3 separate regions of the Homo sapiens genome follow, and regions 2 and 3 are each linked to region 1. The links are chromatin contacts, found by Hi-C or POLR2A ChIA-PET in ENCODE. All regions are on one chromosome and are shown on one strand. Each heading gives the region's core, a stretch centred on a gene start or an enhancer-like site at or near the end of the contact. The rest is flanking DNA. Distances are from core to core; before and after follow the strand shown.

What was found. Hi-C counts contacts between places; a loop is a spot of excess contacts on that map. ChIA-PET counts read pairs that join two places held with the same protein, here RNA polymerase II (POLR2A). Pooled maps may share reads with other maps.
Region 2: a map with no recorded cell type shows a loop between it and region 1 (7-fold over the local background). The contact joins the promoter of HELLS here to the promoter of PCGF5 in region 1. A Hi-C loop is called at or near these places in 1 of 37 single-sample maps with no recorded cell type and 1 of 50 pooled maps. POLR2A ChIA-PET finds 5 or more read pairs at or near these places in 1 of 52 experiments (OCI-LY7).
Region 3: a map of naive thymus-derived CD4-positive, alpha-beta T cell shows a loop between it and region 1 (12-fold over the local background). The contact joins the promoter of ATAD1 here to the promoter of PCGF5 in region 1. A Hi-C loop is called at or near these places in 2 of 168 maps with a recorded cell type or tissue (CD4-positive, alpha-beta T cell and naive thymus-derived CD4-positive, alpha-beta T cell) and 5 of 50 pooled maps.

The regions. Positions count from the first base shown.
Region 1 is chr10:91,218,323-91,223,256 of GRCh38, reverse strand. It overlaps PCGF5 (polycomb group ring finger 5), which reads right to left and starts at 2,594. Exons shown (of 10, transcript NM_032373.5): 1 at 2,421-2,594; 2 at 274-568. The coding sequence starts at 385. RefSeq lists silencers at 1,971-2,265, 1,955-2,414, 2,485-2,794 and an enhancer at 2,985-3,054.
Region 2 is chr10:94,543,750-94,548,694 of GRCh38, reverse strand. It overlaps HELLS (helicase, lymphoid specific), which reads right to left and starts at 2,907. Exons shown (of 22, transcript NM_018063.5): 1 at 2,743-2,907; 2 at 2,197-2,318. The coding sequence starts at 2,773. RefSeq lists enhancers at 1,978-2,601, 2,602-3,226, 3,764-3,813, 3,227-3,851 and a silencer at 2,974-3,053.
Region 3 is chr10:87,815,669-87,820,398 of GRCh38, reverse strand. It overlaps ATAD1 (ATPase family AAA domain containing 1), which reads left to right and starts at 2,173. Exons shown (of 10, transcript NM_001321967.2): 1 at 2,173-2,232. It also overlaps the pseudogene CFL1P1. RefSeq lists a silencer at 2,026-2,075.

The DNA.
Region 1 (4,934 bases), core at 1,345-3,844:
TCACTTAAAAAAACCATAACTGATAATATGCTTATGATTTTTAGAATATTTTACAATGTGATAAGAGTCAACTACTGAGATTCAAATAAAAGCAAAATTTCATGCCACTGGCAACCCAATGACAAATATTCTGAAAATTCAAAGTTAAAATAATTATTAGAATACTCATTTCTTAAAAGTTACAACATAGATAAAAACAAAACATGGCAATTTTAAAAGAACAAAATGTACATATAAACTTTGATAGGTATAATAACCTAAAAGAATACTTACATGTATGGAGGCATTCCGTCACTGTTGTTGGCTTGATCAGATACCCTTTACAGATATAGCAGGTAATGTAAGGATTAAAATCTTTCACCAAGTGTTTCCTTTGGGTAGCCATTCGTGGCTAGTGAAGACTGGCTTTAGTAGTCTGGGCAAAGAGGGGTCCTAAGTAGATGAAAGTCTGATCCCAGGAGCTGGTGTGTCGTTCCCAGTAGGATGTCCTGAGGCATGAGAACTAGCATCCAGATTTATCATGAGATCGTTGATCATCACTCCTTTTGGTGGTTCCGCTTTCCCATGTCTGTTTCCAAAATCATTTCAAAAAGATGAGAGAAAAAAGCGTCAAATTCCTCATAATGTATTAATGTCATTCTATTAACAGCAAGTGTTACATGTTCCCAATTGGGTGAATAGGTGAATAGAACATATCCTTCATTGTATCATTAACTTGCAAATCTGCTATAATTCAGAATAATGACAAATTCATCCAGTCCTGGAACCTCAACTACCACCTCTATACTAATGACACCCAAAGCTATTAACTACAGTTTGATATCTTTACCTCTTCACTAATGCATTTTAACTATCTGCTTGACTGCTCTATTAGGAGTCCCTGCCAATACAAGTTAAAAGATTAAAAACTTAAGTAATTATCCTCCCTATCAAAATGTTCCCCATTTCCATTTTTAACCCTTCATCCAGTTACGAGTCAAACCAAGTTGATATCCTCTGCTATTCCATGCCCGGCTGCTCTACTTGTATATCACCTCTCCACCTGCAGTCCATCTTATATTCTGCTACGAGGCACATTTTATTTTGTGACACTTGGTTGGGTCTTCTTATCAACGAATGTCAGTGTCTTCTCTTTACAAACAGAAAAATGTTTCCCATTCTGTCACATAAGACCTTCTACAGGTTAACCTTAATATACCCTTCAACAACTTTCTTCAACCTGAAGGGATCACTCCTCTCCCACCGTCTCCTCTGCAGGTTCTAAGCACTCTATCCAACACGCCCTTTCTCTCCTCTGTCTGCATGCCACCTATCCTTCAAGCCCTTCTCCAATGCTATTCTCAGTGCAATCTTTCCCTAGTTTTTAATGCTTACTTCTTTCCTATTACATTTGCCTTTTATTTTGATTTATAGTTACGTTCATTCTTTACCTTCTTTGTTAGACCAAAAACTCTTCAATAGAAACTGGTCATATTTAGTAGATATATAACCTGGATAATGCTACTTTCCTGTCTCAGGTTTTTTTTTTTTTTTAACTGTAAAATATGTATCCTCTCAGAAAACACAACATGAAAGGTGTTGATTTTCCTAAGTGCATTCTATAAACAGGAACTTTCCCCCATCTTAGCTGTTAACTCATTGGTAAATATAAAGCAACCGGAAAGGTAAAAGGCATTCCATCAACACATACCCACTGCGAATGTGCAGGGAATAGGCTCTACGTGTAATCATCCTATCCTCTTGGGAAACCGTATTCGTGCGTGTAACAGAAAGCAAGCATAATTAAAAGACAGGGAATCAGGGTTCTGGCCCTTACCCCTGTATGACCTTCAGCAAACCGTTTCATATCTGAGCCTGGGTCTCGGCTTCCTCCTCTATAAGTTGGGATTAACTGCCTTGCCTTTCCCACAGGTTTGCCATGAAACTCCAAAGTAAGAGAAAGTCCTCTGGAAGAGGAAATGCACGGTCCCGACCTGGGGTGGTACTAAGATCCTAAGGCACAGAGCCCTGTGACCAAGACAGTTAAGGGAAGCAAGAACTTGCAATGACGGGGCGGGGGCAAGGGGGAACTTTTCTGCGTTCTCCGGCAGGACCCAGCGGTACAGCCCTGTGGGGTCCCAGCACAGCCGCGCCCGCCCGGCAGGTGCGCGGGCCCAGGCCCCGCGGGCGCGCTGCTCAGGCCGGGGAGAGCGAGCAGCCTTTCCCGGGGCCGGCGTCCGCAGCCGGCCGCTCTCCCCGCCGAGGTAGGCACAGCTCCGAAGCCCCCGCCCGGGTCGGTAGCCCCCTGCACCCGAAGGGCCCTCCCGGCTCCAGGCTGGGCCGGCCAGGGCAGGTGTCTGGAGGTGTCGCTCTCGCCTGAGGCGCAAACTTGGGTGAGGAGTCTGGCGTCCCTGCAGCTCCCCAGCCCGCCCGGTACCTACCCAGCGGCCGCCACCGCCGCCGCTCCTCGCCCGCCAGCGCGCCGGCCTCAGAGTGAAGGAAAGTGAAACAGAAACAGCACCCGCCGCGGCCTGGCCGGTCCCCGCGCCCCGTCTGCTCTCCCCCTGCAGGCGGGAGCGCGCCGGCTCTGTGGGGCCACTCGGCTCAGGCCCGACAGGGCGCGGCGGGCCTCGGGGCCCAGGTCCGGTGCCGCCTCCAAGGGCAACTCCACCCACTTCCAACCGGCGGCACCGCCCGCCCCGCCGCCCGGCCACGCCCCCGCCGCCCGGCCACGCCCACCACCACGCCCGGAGGCCGCGCCTGCCGCCTGCGCTGCTCGCAGGTGCAGCTGCCGCCCTGGCTCCCTGTGCTACACGTAGCTCTGGCCAAATATTATCTCGGTTCTTCTTATCCTCACCGTCCACCCCTTCGGTTGTTTACATCATAACAATGACTGGCATATTTTCCCTGGAGGGTTTAAAAGCAACGGTCAGTGATGAGACTGACGCACCCTGAGAATTTGTCTCTTCAGCTGCGTCTTCCCCAAGTCTGTCCCACCTGCGCCGAAGTGGGGACAAAGCCATCCCTTGATTTGCACCTTATCTGAAAATGACTGACAAACTTGTTACTGTAGTGTGGGTCCAGAGATCATGGTCGTTGACAACTATAAGCAAACGGGAACGTTGTGGAGGTTGAGGGTGGGGGGAGGGTGAGTGGTAAAGAAGCATTACTGTTTGCAACGTTCAAAACAAACAAAAACCCAGTACTCTTTCTAGTGGACTTTGAGATCTACAAGAGACCATTCACTGCAAAAACCTTCATTCAAAAATGTGTATTCTAGAAGCCAGAGCAGTGATGGCTTAAGAAAATGACAATAATAGAGGGTAGGGGAGACTGTCAATGCAAAATATTTGCTTTTTCTCCAACTGATAGGCGTTAACTTCTTACTAAAGTGATAGATGACTCTAAGTGGCAAACCAACAAACTTAACAACCGCTAGTCCAGCAGCCATACAAGTGTTCAAAGATCCATTTCAAATTTAAAATGCATCAAGCAGTAGACCAAGGCAGCTTTTTAAACTATCCATTTTATAATCAAACTTTGACATGTTTAAAAATTGCCATTTCTAATATCACAGCAGGAGCAATACATTTTCTGAAACAGCTTTAAATGACCACATTCGTATAGTCCTTTAAAGAACCATTTTCCAAAATCATACATGCCAATGTCCAAGCTGGGATCAACTTCATAAGTCGCAGCAATCACAATGAGTAAGAGAAAACAAGTGAGGTCAAATGACTTCATGGCAGTAGGATTACTCTTTATGCTTCATATCTTTCATTTCAGAGACTAAACAGAACAGTATGTGAAAAATCACACTACTTCTAGTGTGTTTAAAATATGCATTGGAGGATATTACTGTATATATACCACAATATATAAAAAAGACTTGGTATGTTCCTATTTTGTGTCTGAAACTATTTTAAATATGTTTTAAAAGAATAACAGTGGAGTCCAGGGGGCTTAAATGTGATTGGTGACCTATCACAAGTGCGGTTAATCAGTATTCCTGAAGGAAACGAGCTTGAAGGCGGGTTTTAGGATGACATATGTTAGCAATGAAGGAAGGGGTCACAAACATGTGATACAGCAGTACCTGAGGATGAATGTGGAGGTGGGGTTGCCAGAATGGACTTGGGATGAGGGAGAACTACAACTTTTATAAGGCAATCTGTGCTTTGTGTCTGGAGAGGCAGCAATAGTTTGCAGTTAAGTGTTCTGTGGTTTCGCCTCTGCCTTCTTCAGCAACCATTCCATCTCTCCCACCCCAATTTAAAAAAATGCACACATACACAAAATAAAAACAAGTTTAAAAACTCAAACATTTGTCTGGTTAAAAAAATAATAATAGGCCTGGCACGGTGGCTCATGCCTGTAATCCTAGCACTTCTGGAGGCCGAGGTGGGCGGATCATGAGGTCAGGAGTTTGAGACCAGCCTGGCCAATATGGCGAAACCCCATCTCTACTAAAACAAAAATCAGCCGGGCATGGTGACATGCGCCTGTAGTCCCAGCTACTCAGGAGGCAGAGGCAGGAGAATCGCTTGAACCTAGGAGGTGGAAGTTGCAGTGAGCCGAGATCGCACCACTGCATTCTAGCCTGGGAGACAGAGCAAGGCTCTGTCTCAATAATAATAATAAAATAAGAATAATAACAAAAGTAATGGTAAGAGGGAGTGTTGTGAAATGGCAACTTTCCTGTGTGATGTGTATGCAGATTGTAAGTATTAAAACATGGGACTTTCAGCTGCTGTGCTGCCTCTCCTTCTCCCCTGGGGCTCCTTACCAGTTACTTATCCTAGTCTAGTCCCTTGGTACTGCCAGTGGGGGCAGAGGACAAATGACGGAAGCTACAACATGAGGGGGTAGCTCTGATAACAAATCTCAAGTACCAGTGGGACCCTCAAGTAAACAAAGGCCTGGAAGCAACTGGATATAGGACCAGGGGAAAAAAA
Region 2 (4,945 bases), core at 1,658-4,157, 3.3 Mb before region 1:
CTTTTTTAATGGAAGGATTAAAAATTACTCTTTAGGTTCTATGATGCATAATTATTAAATTTAGGACTAACTGCAAAATGTTTGTTCATAAGCTTAAAAATGTCATTAAAAGTAGCAGGTCATTTGACCTCAGCAAATATATAAAATACTACATATTTGACTTATCTTTTTTAAATGTGAAGTGTTTCTTCCTTGAATGAATAATACCTTCTGAAAATGTACTGTTGTCATATCTCAGGCATATCTTTCTTTAAATGCTATTTCCCTACCCAACACTCATAATGGGTATATGAAGAAACAAGATAAAACTGAAGATACATTACTCAAGACAAAATTATCACATCCCTCTTAGACTTCTTCAGTTGATTCCATTCTGGGCACTTGCCCCAGAATTTATACTTTATAATTCATCTGGTTATATAGCTAATAAGTATATTTAGTATATGTATATAATCTTGTATATTATAAAATACCATTTTATCATCGTTAGCTATTCAATAAGCACTTACTGATTGCCTACTATGTGCCAGGTGCAAAGCCTACAAAAACAAAACAGCAAGTGATGCACCCTCAAGAAACAAAGTGAGAAAGAATCAAAAAGTAGTATGAAGTATTTATCATTACTTATTTGGTCATGGTAAATTCTGTGTAATAAAGTACTATGAAAATTCAAAGAATGAGAAAAGGTGGTTCAGGTCAGACCTCTCAATTCTGTTAATTCACATCTACCCTGAAGCAAAAAGTATTGATGTTACTTAAAGAAAATTTGTTAATATATTACCTTAACTGGTTATAGTCAACCAGAGATCATCAGTAATAACGGAAGGAGTATTACTGGAGTGGAACTATAGCATGGTAGTTAAAAAATGTGCATTCTAGAACCACATGGCCTACACTGGAATGTTAGCTCTGCCATTTACCAACTGTGGCACCCAAACAACCTCTATGTGCCTCAGTTTCCTCATCTGTAAAATAAGATGACTAATAAAACCTATTTGGTTGTGTAGTTCAATAATAGCAATTGTTTATACTAGTAATTAAACTAGTAAGTTTAATAGCAGTAATAGTAATAATGAACATCTACTTTACAGAATAGTTGAGGATTCAATGAGTAAATACATATAAAGCATTCAAAACAATGCATGACTCCTAATAAATGTTCAAGAAGTATTAACAATGCTGACAAAAAAATTATTGTTGACATAACAGGGAACCAACGGCCTCATTACTCGTTTTTGGAATGCATTATTTTCCAACTTAAGTAGTTTTATAATCATGAGTTAATTCACTATTATTAAGGACAGAAATTCTGCAGGCAGCCTGAGTTGAAATTTGACTTCAACACTTACTATGTGCCCTTCTCCCTCAGTTTCTTCATTTGTAAATGAAAATAACAAAAAATAACCTATATCATAATATCGGTAGAGTTTAATAAATTAATAAAGCACAAGAAAACCACGTACTAGGCAGTACTTAAGAGTCAACGATCATTCTTTTTCTTGCATATGAATCAAGCAGCAGGGTGGGGCTTTAGAATAAACAAGAATTTTTCAGGTTAAAAACTGTTTTTAGTAACTTACAAAATGCTCTCTACAAGAAAACTACAGCAACTTGTCATTGAAAAAGTACGGCACATTTTTAGCTAAAGAATCTTATGTAGCAATACACAGGCCATGAAACCAAAAGAAAAACAAACAGCAAGTTGATCACTTAGGTGGAAAACAGCACTACAGTATAAGGAAATCATTAGACTTGGATTCCAGCCCAGCCTTTGATTGATGCTAACTTCTCCTGCCCTCAGTCTAGTACATTACTTCTGCAGGTTTTAGCGATTCCTGTTTGCCATGAGACATACATTTAAGGTAATTTTTAAAGGAAATAAGGATGACAAACGAAAAAACTCACTATGGACTTTGAAAGACTTTTCATGGCTAAACAAGCAATCTGAAATGCTCATTTAAAAGTGATGGGACTACCAAGACTACATCTCATAGAAACACACCATTCAAAGCACTTGCGAAAGGATTCTCAAAGGCAATATCTGTAAACATACAAAAAAGACAAGTAATAAAGCTGTTTTCTTTCAGTTATTAAAAAGCCCACTAAATAGGAAAGCAAAGAACACAAACCACACCTCCGGGTTAAAGCCGAGGTTACCACAGGCTTTCACGACGACGAACCTGATGCCTAAATTACCTTTTCCAGCATCTTCCGCTCTCTCTCTAGTCCAGCAGCTTCAAGCTGTTCTTCCTCTTCTAGCATGGCCGGGGTAATCACAGCAGTGTCCAGTTGTTCAACCATTGCTGGAGCCTCCGAGCCTGACGGGGGAGAAAGCTTTCAAATTGCAGTTTTAAAAAAATTACCAACTACTCAACTCCAACAAGAAACAGCCTTTCTCCCACCCGAGATGCACTGGAGCAAAAGCTGAAGACCGAGGGGACGCCAGCATCACCTCTCAGAAGACACCGTAAGTCTTCACAATGTCTACAAGTCGCCTGGACCACAGTTTACAACTCGGGATGCTCGGGAAAATGCAGTTGCCTATGTGAAATCTTCACCGGCATGCTAATACGTGCGATTCCGGGGTGTCCTCCACTCACCGTTGCAGTTTCCCAACCCTCCTTTCCTCCTCAGTCCCTGCCCGGGGTCGGCTCCCTCCCCGAAACTCCGCCGCAGCCTCCATGCTTGCCCACCTCAGCCCCGCAGGCTGCCACCCGCGCCCAAAAGGTTTTCCTCACTCACCGCCGCTGCCCGCGGGCCGTTCCGCTGGCATGCCTGGACACTCACCCGGGAACCGGGTCCCCTCCTCTCAGAGCCTGCAATGCCGCGAGCTAACTCCTCACAACCGCTGCCGGCCCAGCCTTCTAGCCAAATCCCCCGCCAGGGAAAAAAGCGCGCTTCTCCTTCGCGGGAAAATCCTGTCATCTCGCGATACCTTACATTCCCCACCCGCCCTCCCGCCCCGCTGCGCGAGATTTGGCGCAGCTTGCGGTTTTCGTCAGGACTGACCTGTGGCAACCGTAAACCTTTACCTGGACCTCTCTCAGGAGGAAACTGGGTCCCGCTGCCGAACTCAGCCTGTAACTATCCTGTGAGATTGGGCGAGGTGGCCGATCGTGGAGAACCCAGTTTCCTCACATATCTGGTTCCGAACTACGCAATTAAAGTTTGATAGTGCTGTTAATACTTTGCAAGGCGCCTTCCAACGCTGGCTGCTGTGATTGAGCACCCGCTAGCCCATGATCCTGTAGGTAGAGACGTCTGCGTATCTGCACGAGGATGTCAGAAACAGAAACATTTTTATAGGGCCAGCCTCGCCGCACCCGCAGCGCGCGGCTCACATCTTAAGTGAAAAATCCCCCAAAATGACAAAGAGGAGGGCTTTTTTGTGGGTGGGACGGGAGAGAGAAGGAACAGGAAATTAAGATTATGACTGGGTTAAAGAAAGCTGTTTAGGATAAGGGCAAGCTGAAAGAAGTGATGGACCAAGCGGAGTGGCCAGCAGAAGGAAGATTCAGGAAACCAAACAGGATTCATTCATTCGAGTGGGCAGTGAAGGAAGGAGCGGAGCTTTTCTTGTCCCTGGTTTTCACTTCAGCTTTCAATTCCTCCTTTTCTTGTTTGCATTCCTTTTCAACTATTTCCTTTGTCTCCCTCTCCAGGGCTCCCTTTCCCACCTCCAATTTCTTAAGATGTATGGCATTAAATATACCTACCATGTAACCACCCGTTTCCTTCATTTTGACTCCCACAACTTGTATGATTGTGTCTATACAAAATTTAAGAGTTTACAAGCCGGGTGCGGTGACTCACGCCTGTAATCCCAGCACTTTCGGAGCCCAAGGCGGGTGGATCACGAGGTCAGGAGTTCAAGACCAGCCTGGCCAAGATGGTGAAACCCTGTCTCTACTAAAAATACAAAACAGCCGGGCACGGTGGCAGGCGCCTGTAGTCCCAGCTACTCGGGAGGCTGAGGCAGGAGAATCGCCTGAACCTGGGCGGCAGAGGTTGCAGTGAGCAGAGATCGCGCCATTGCACTCCAGCCTGGGCAACAGGGAGAGACTCCGTCTCATAAAAAATAGAAACGAAACCTAGTCTCTATATTTTATTTTATTAAGATAGGGTCTCACTCTGTCGTCCAGGCAGGAGTGCAATGGCACGATCTCTGCTCACTGCAATCTCCACCTCCTGGGCTCAGTTGATCCTCCCACCTCAGCCTAGCAAGTAGCTGAGACTACAGGTGCGTGCCACCACGCCCGGACATTTTAGTGTCGGACATTAGCCCATTCCAGGCTAATTTTTGTTGGTTTGGGGTTTTTGTGTGTTTTTGTTTTTTGGTAGAGACGGTTTTTCGCCATGTTATCTAGACTGGTCTCGAACTCCTAGGTTCAAGGGATCCTCCCAACTCGGCCTCCGGAAGTGCTGAGAGTGCAGGCGTGACACATTGTGCCTGGCCCCTACAAACATTTCCAAAATTAGCCGGCTGTGGTGGCACATGCCTGTGGTCCTAGTACTTGGGAGGCTGAGGTGGGAGAATCACTTGATCCCAGGTGGTCAAGGCTGCAGTGAGCCGAGATTGTAACACTGCACTCCAGCCTGGGTGATAAAGCTACACTTTGTCTCAAAAAAAAAAAAAAAAAAAAAAAAAAAAAAAACCATGGGAATAAAGGGAAATCTTGAGTTGCTTCAAGGGAAATTCCAGGAACCTAGCTAGCCCTGACAAGTAAATAAGCAACTTGATAAGGAAGAAGGTAATGGTAGCCTAAAACAACAGCCCAGGAAGTTAGATTCAGGAGATGTTTGGTTCCTTTATAAAAACTAGAGATAATATCTTAACACATGTCTCTGAGTTGTTTTTTAGAAACCCCAAGCGCCACCAAACACATGTGCTGGCACTCTGCTGCCTCATTTGTTCTAAATTTATTCCTAGGGGCCTGGAGGAGGT
Region 3 (4,730 bases), core at 924-3,423, 3.4 Mb after region 1:
TTAGAAGAGGGCAGGTGAGGCTCTTAGTTGAACCAATTTCACTCAGTAAATGAATGAAAATCCATTACTATCTTGAATTTCTCAGCTCATTTTCCTTACCAGTGGATATAATTACCCTATTGGGGCACAAAACCTGTTTCTTGCCTTTAGTGACCCTCCCCCTTTTAGCCCTGCCAAACCATGTGTCCATGAGCCTCCCAAGCAATGATTCAGCTTGGGATCATCCAAGGACCCAGTGGAGAGTCTCTTGAAAGTCTGCTGAGCACTGATAGCCTCTGTTTTTTGTTGTTGTTGTTGTTGTTTGTTTTTAATGAACATTGTCCTCGTCTCATAATCTTTCCGTTCTTCTCAAAGGTCTATCTCTCTAAATAGTCTAGTAATCCCAAACCTAGCTTCACATCCATTTTTTTTTTAAATTAGGAATGTAGGCATGCACGTATATAAAGCCTTAAATACTAAACAGGCACGGGTGTATTCAATTCCATTCTGATTCCTGTCCATGAACTTAATCATAGTTTTCAACATTCATGCATCCCTTTCATCCCATCCTTTAAAGCCTTGTGATTTTGGCATTTCATGGTCTTACTTTCAACTAGATTTTAAAGTTTAGCTGGTATTAAATTACCATCTCAAAGAGAAAACGTAAAGTACAAGGTATGAATTAGACAGACCTATGTTCCAATGAAATTGTTGCCTTTATTTCCCAAGTATATGAACTTAGAAAAGTTTCTCTAAGGTTTAAGCTTTAAAATTTGCTCATTTGTAAAAACGGAGAAAATGATAGCTATTTTAGAGGATTTTGGGGGAGATATTTAGGTTATGCATGTAAAGCACATAGAAGCTTATTGCCCCACCCCAGCAGACATTAACTAGGTATTATCTTCACCACATTATTACAAGTTTGTAACTAGTAACATTCGTTAACAATCAGGCTGCAAAATTGTTATTATTATTGAGACAGGGGCTTGCTCTGTCGCCCAGGCTGGAGTGGAGTGGCTTGATCACTGCAGCCGTGATCTCCCACGCTCAAGCGATTCTCCCACCTCAGCCTCCCAAGTAGCTGGGACTACAGACATGCGCCACCAAATCCAGCTAATTTTTAGGTGGTTTTTTTTTTTTTTTTTTTTTTTTTTTTGTAGAGACGATTTCTCATTATGTTGTCCAGGCTGGTCTCGAATTCCTGACCTCAAGTGATCCTCTCGCTTCGGCCTCCCAAAGTGTTGGGATTACAGGCGTAAGCCACCGCGCTGGCCAAGCTGCAGAATTCTTTAGCCATCAAAGATGATGCCTCAAGTAGAAAGGCACAAGCTGCCTTCCTGAGGAACACAGGGAGAACTCTCATTACATCATAGTCTCACCGACTCTGTCTGAAGGAAGTGATGCTTCTCGTATCTCAGGAGTGTCTAATGTCATCTGGCCCACCGGCAGTTTGTGTATTCAGGAGGCTCTGGCTTTCAGGTTTGCTCCCTTGGGACCTCTTGTGTCACGTCGCTCGTTCTGGAAAGGAAAAGGGGTGAAAGAAAAAGGGAAATCACCAAAATGCAAAATCTGTTACCAGATGCCCTATTCCGTCCTAACTACCGAGTCTGGTGGCGTGGGCTGCTAAATCTTTTCGCGGAAAGATTGTCAGGCGCCACCCCGAGGTGTTTGTCAGCACAGAGATGGGGGAGAAGGGTGAGCTCACCCGAGAATTGAAAGGCAGGTGGTGAGGGATGAGGGGTGAGGAGTGGAGGGTGGCCATAAGCTTCTGCGTTTTGGCTAAAGTACAGACACAAAGCCGCGGCGTGAGGGTTTGCACAGAGTGGTGGGAAGGAGAGAATGTATTTGCTGGGTACGCAGAGCATTTCTGCACTCTCAAGAAGGCTGCCCGATTTGTCAGGGTTGCGCCCCGAGCCCGCGAGAAGGGCAGGGACTTTTTGTGATAAGCGCCTTCCCAAAGGTAGTGTCTGTTAAACGCAGAGCCTTAGCGAGTGCTGCTCGCAGACACGCCGGCTTCGCAGAAAGTCTCAGTCTAGCAGGTAGCTTAAGCAGACATCAGGTGCGCGAATTTGCTCTCCCTCACTGTTTCTAAGCCTGGGAGCACGCCCCCTCCGCGCCGGCGACCGCGGGTCGCGCATGCTCCGTGGGAGGGAGTGCGCCGCGCCTCCCGCCGGAAGCGTTCTCTCCCAGGTTGCGTTTCCTTCCTGTGTGAGGCCGGCTGAGGGCACTTGCTCTTGCTGTTTCTGCCCCTGGGTGAGTAGCTGGTTCCCGTGGGGCCTCATGGGATGGTTGTCGTATCCTTCTGAGGTCCTTTAAGGACCGTCTCGGACCTGGGAACCCCCGGAGGAAAGGTCACCCCGGTCTTCTCCCACGCCCTACCTCAGTGCCGCCCCCAAGCGCCCCGCAGCCCTTAGTATCTAGAGGATTAACCTCCAAGGGCGTCCCGGGCCTCGCCTTGGCGTCCGGCCCGGCCTGGGCCCTTAGGGTCTGCTTAGCTCTTCCCCAAGACTCGTGCCATTCCCGAGGGAATCTTTGTCGGCATCCTGGTCACTGTGGGGGTTTGAGGTCGTCCCGGAAGACTTCAGAACCAGGCGAACCTAGACGAAGGCGGCTGGAATGAACCAGGTCTGATTGTCGCACAGGCGCGGCCACCACCTTGTGCAAAATCGAAGGTGGTTCTTCAGGGCCGGGCACGCTTTCACAAAAGATGGTGATGTTAATAATAACCTGCCCTCTTTGTGAAGATTGGCAGGCCTTCATTGTCATAGGCTGTATTCGTAGGGCCTTTATGCCTGCAAAACTGGGACTTTTGAGTTTGAGAAACGATTTGTGAAATACTGCAATGAATTAGGAGAGAAATACTACAGTGAATGCTATGCTATGAATGCTATACATGTCAATAAATTGCTCATAGATGAGGTAGTACGATTTCACGGTTTTCCACTCGGAAATGGAGAACTTAAAATGAAACGACCTGATACCATATTTGCCTAACAAATAACTCTAGGTTATAGTGTTTTAGGATGTTTCTTAGTTGCATACAGCACTATCATCGTATATGTACATATTTGTGTATTCATTTTGTTGAACCTAATGTTTATACAGGATTGAAATACGCTCCCTGCTGTTGTATGCGCATGCAGCTTTTATTGTATGTTCGCTGGTGATGGTATTGCTGCTGTAACAGCCTTACATTTTAGGTATATCAATACCAAATGAATGATACATGAGTGTACAATAAAGTATATATAGTTACAGTCTACAAAACAAGTTTCAGTTTCATTGAAGGATTTTGAAGTAATTTAAAAAGGTAGACTACTATTTTACAAGTGGCCTTAGTAGACCTAAGTCTTTATTACATTAAAAATTTCAGAATTGGGAAGGATATAAACGGGTTTTGTGTGTTGACCTTTTATGGGATTAAAAGTTGTTACTATCTTGATGACTGGGATGTGTTCATAACAGCCCTAATTTGTTCATGTAGTTCAATGAATATCCAGTAGATGACTTGGTTGGTAGTTTTATCACTACCAACTCTAAAACGAAAACGTTTTACTGGAATGCCACCGCTTTTCACAGATTAGGTTAATAAAACCCTTATCTTGTCTAAATTATTTTCCTCTGTGAGTATACCCCACGTAGTGATATAACACGTTTCAACTGCATTTTCAACTTTGTGGAATAAAGACTAGAAAAGTCAGTTTTTTACTTCCTATGAGAAGTGAAATATTGTGTAACCCGTTTTTTTTGGAATCCATGCTGATGGAAGATAGCACACTTTGGTTTGTTCCATGAAGAGAGATTTCAGTTAGGTGCCTTCTCCTTTTTGGCTTCTTTTGCTTTCTTTATAATTAATATAATAGCCGGACAGTGTGTTCTTTGAATGAAGTGGTGATATCTTAACAATTATTGTATATCCAATATATAGTGGGCGTCATATATAGATGTTCAGTAAATGCAAATTGAATGAATTAAATCATTTACCATCCCTAGGCCAAAGTTTCTTCCTCCAAAATGAAGGCTTTCAATTATTTAGTTGTTAAGTTTAAATTAAATCTAATTATTGTGAAGTGAATGGCTCCTAGTGGAGAAATGTGGAACCTTTTGGAAATCCTTCAGAAGTGACTGTTGCAATGATTGAATGGGAGATTTCCTTCAGTTACAATTTATCTGTTGAACATAATTTTTGAATAGCCTCTGTTTTGTGTGTGGCAATTATAAACGTCTGTTTTGTGTGTGACAGTTATAAAGGTAGATAAGATATACATCTTGTTTATAAGGATTTAAACTCTAGTCGAGTAGATATCTCAAAAGCAAGACTTTTTTAAGATAGTGTAATAGGGCGAAATGAATAATACGAAGATTCATGTGATTTGAAAGGCTTTATGGAGCAAATAAAGTTGATTTTTGAAGTTAGGATAGAATTTGACTAATCCTAGGTGAATGAGGGTAAATGGCCCATGCAGGATACTAGACAGATACGCTGAAGGGAAAATATATGTGGGATTTTCAGATGGTAGTGACTCCAGCTATTTATAGAGTCCCTTTGAAAAGAGGTGAAAGAGAAAATGCTTACAATTGACTCTGGAGCTAGATTCTAGATTAGAATAGTTTTGAATGCTTGGGAAACGTATAAAGGAAATACTTTGGGGTCTTTTGATTAGAGAGAAGGAGTATATATCCTTGAGTGGAGGTGAGGGGTATAAAAGGAAATAAAAAATTTTTGGAGCTATTCTAGAGGGAGGAAGGTG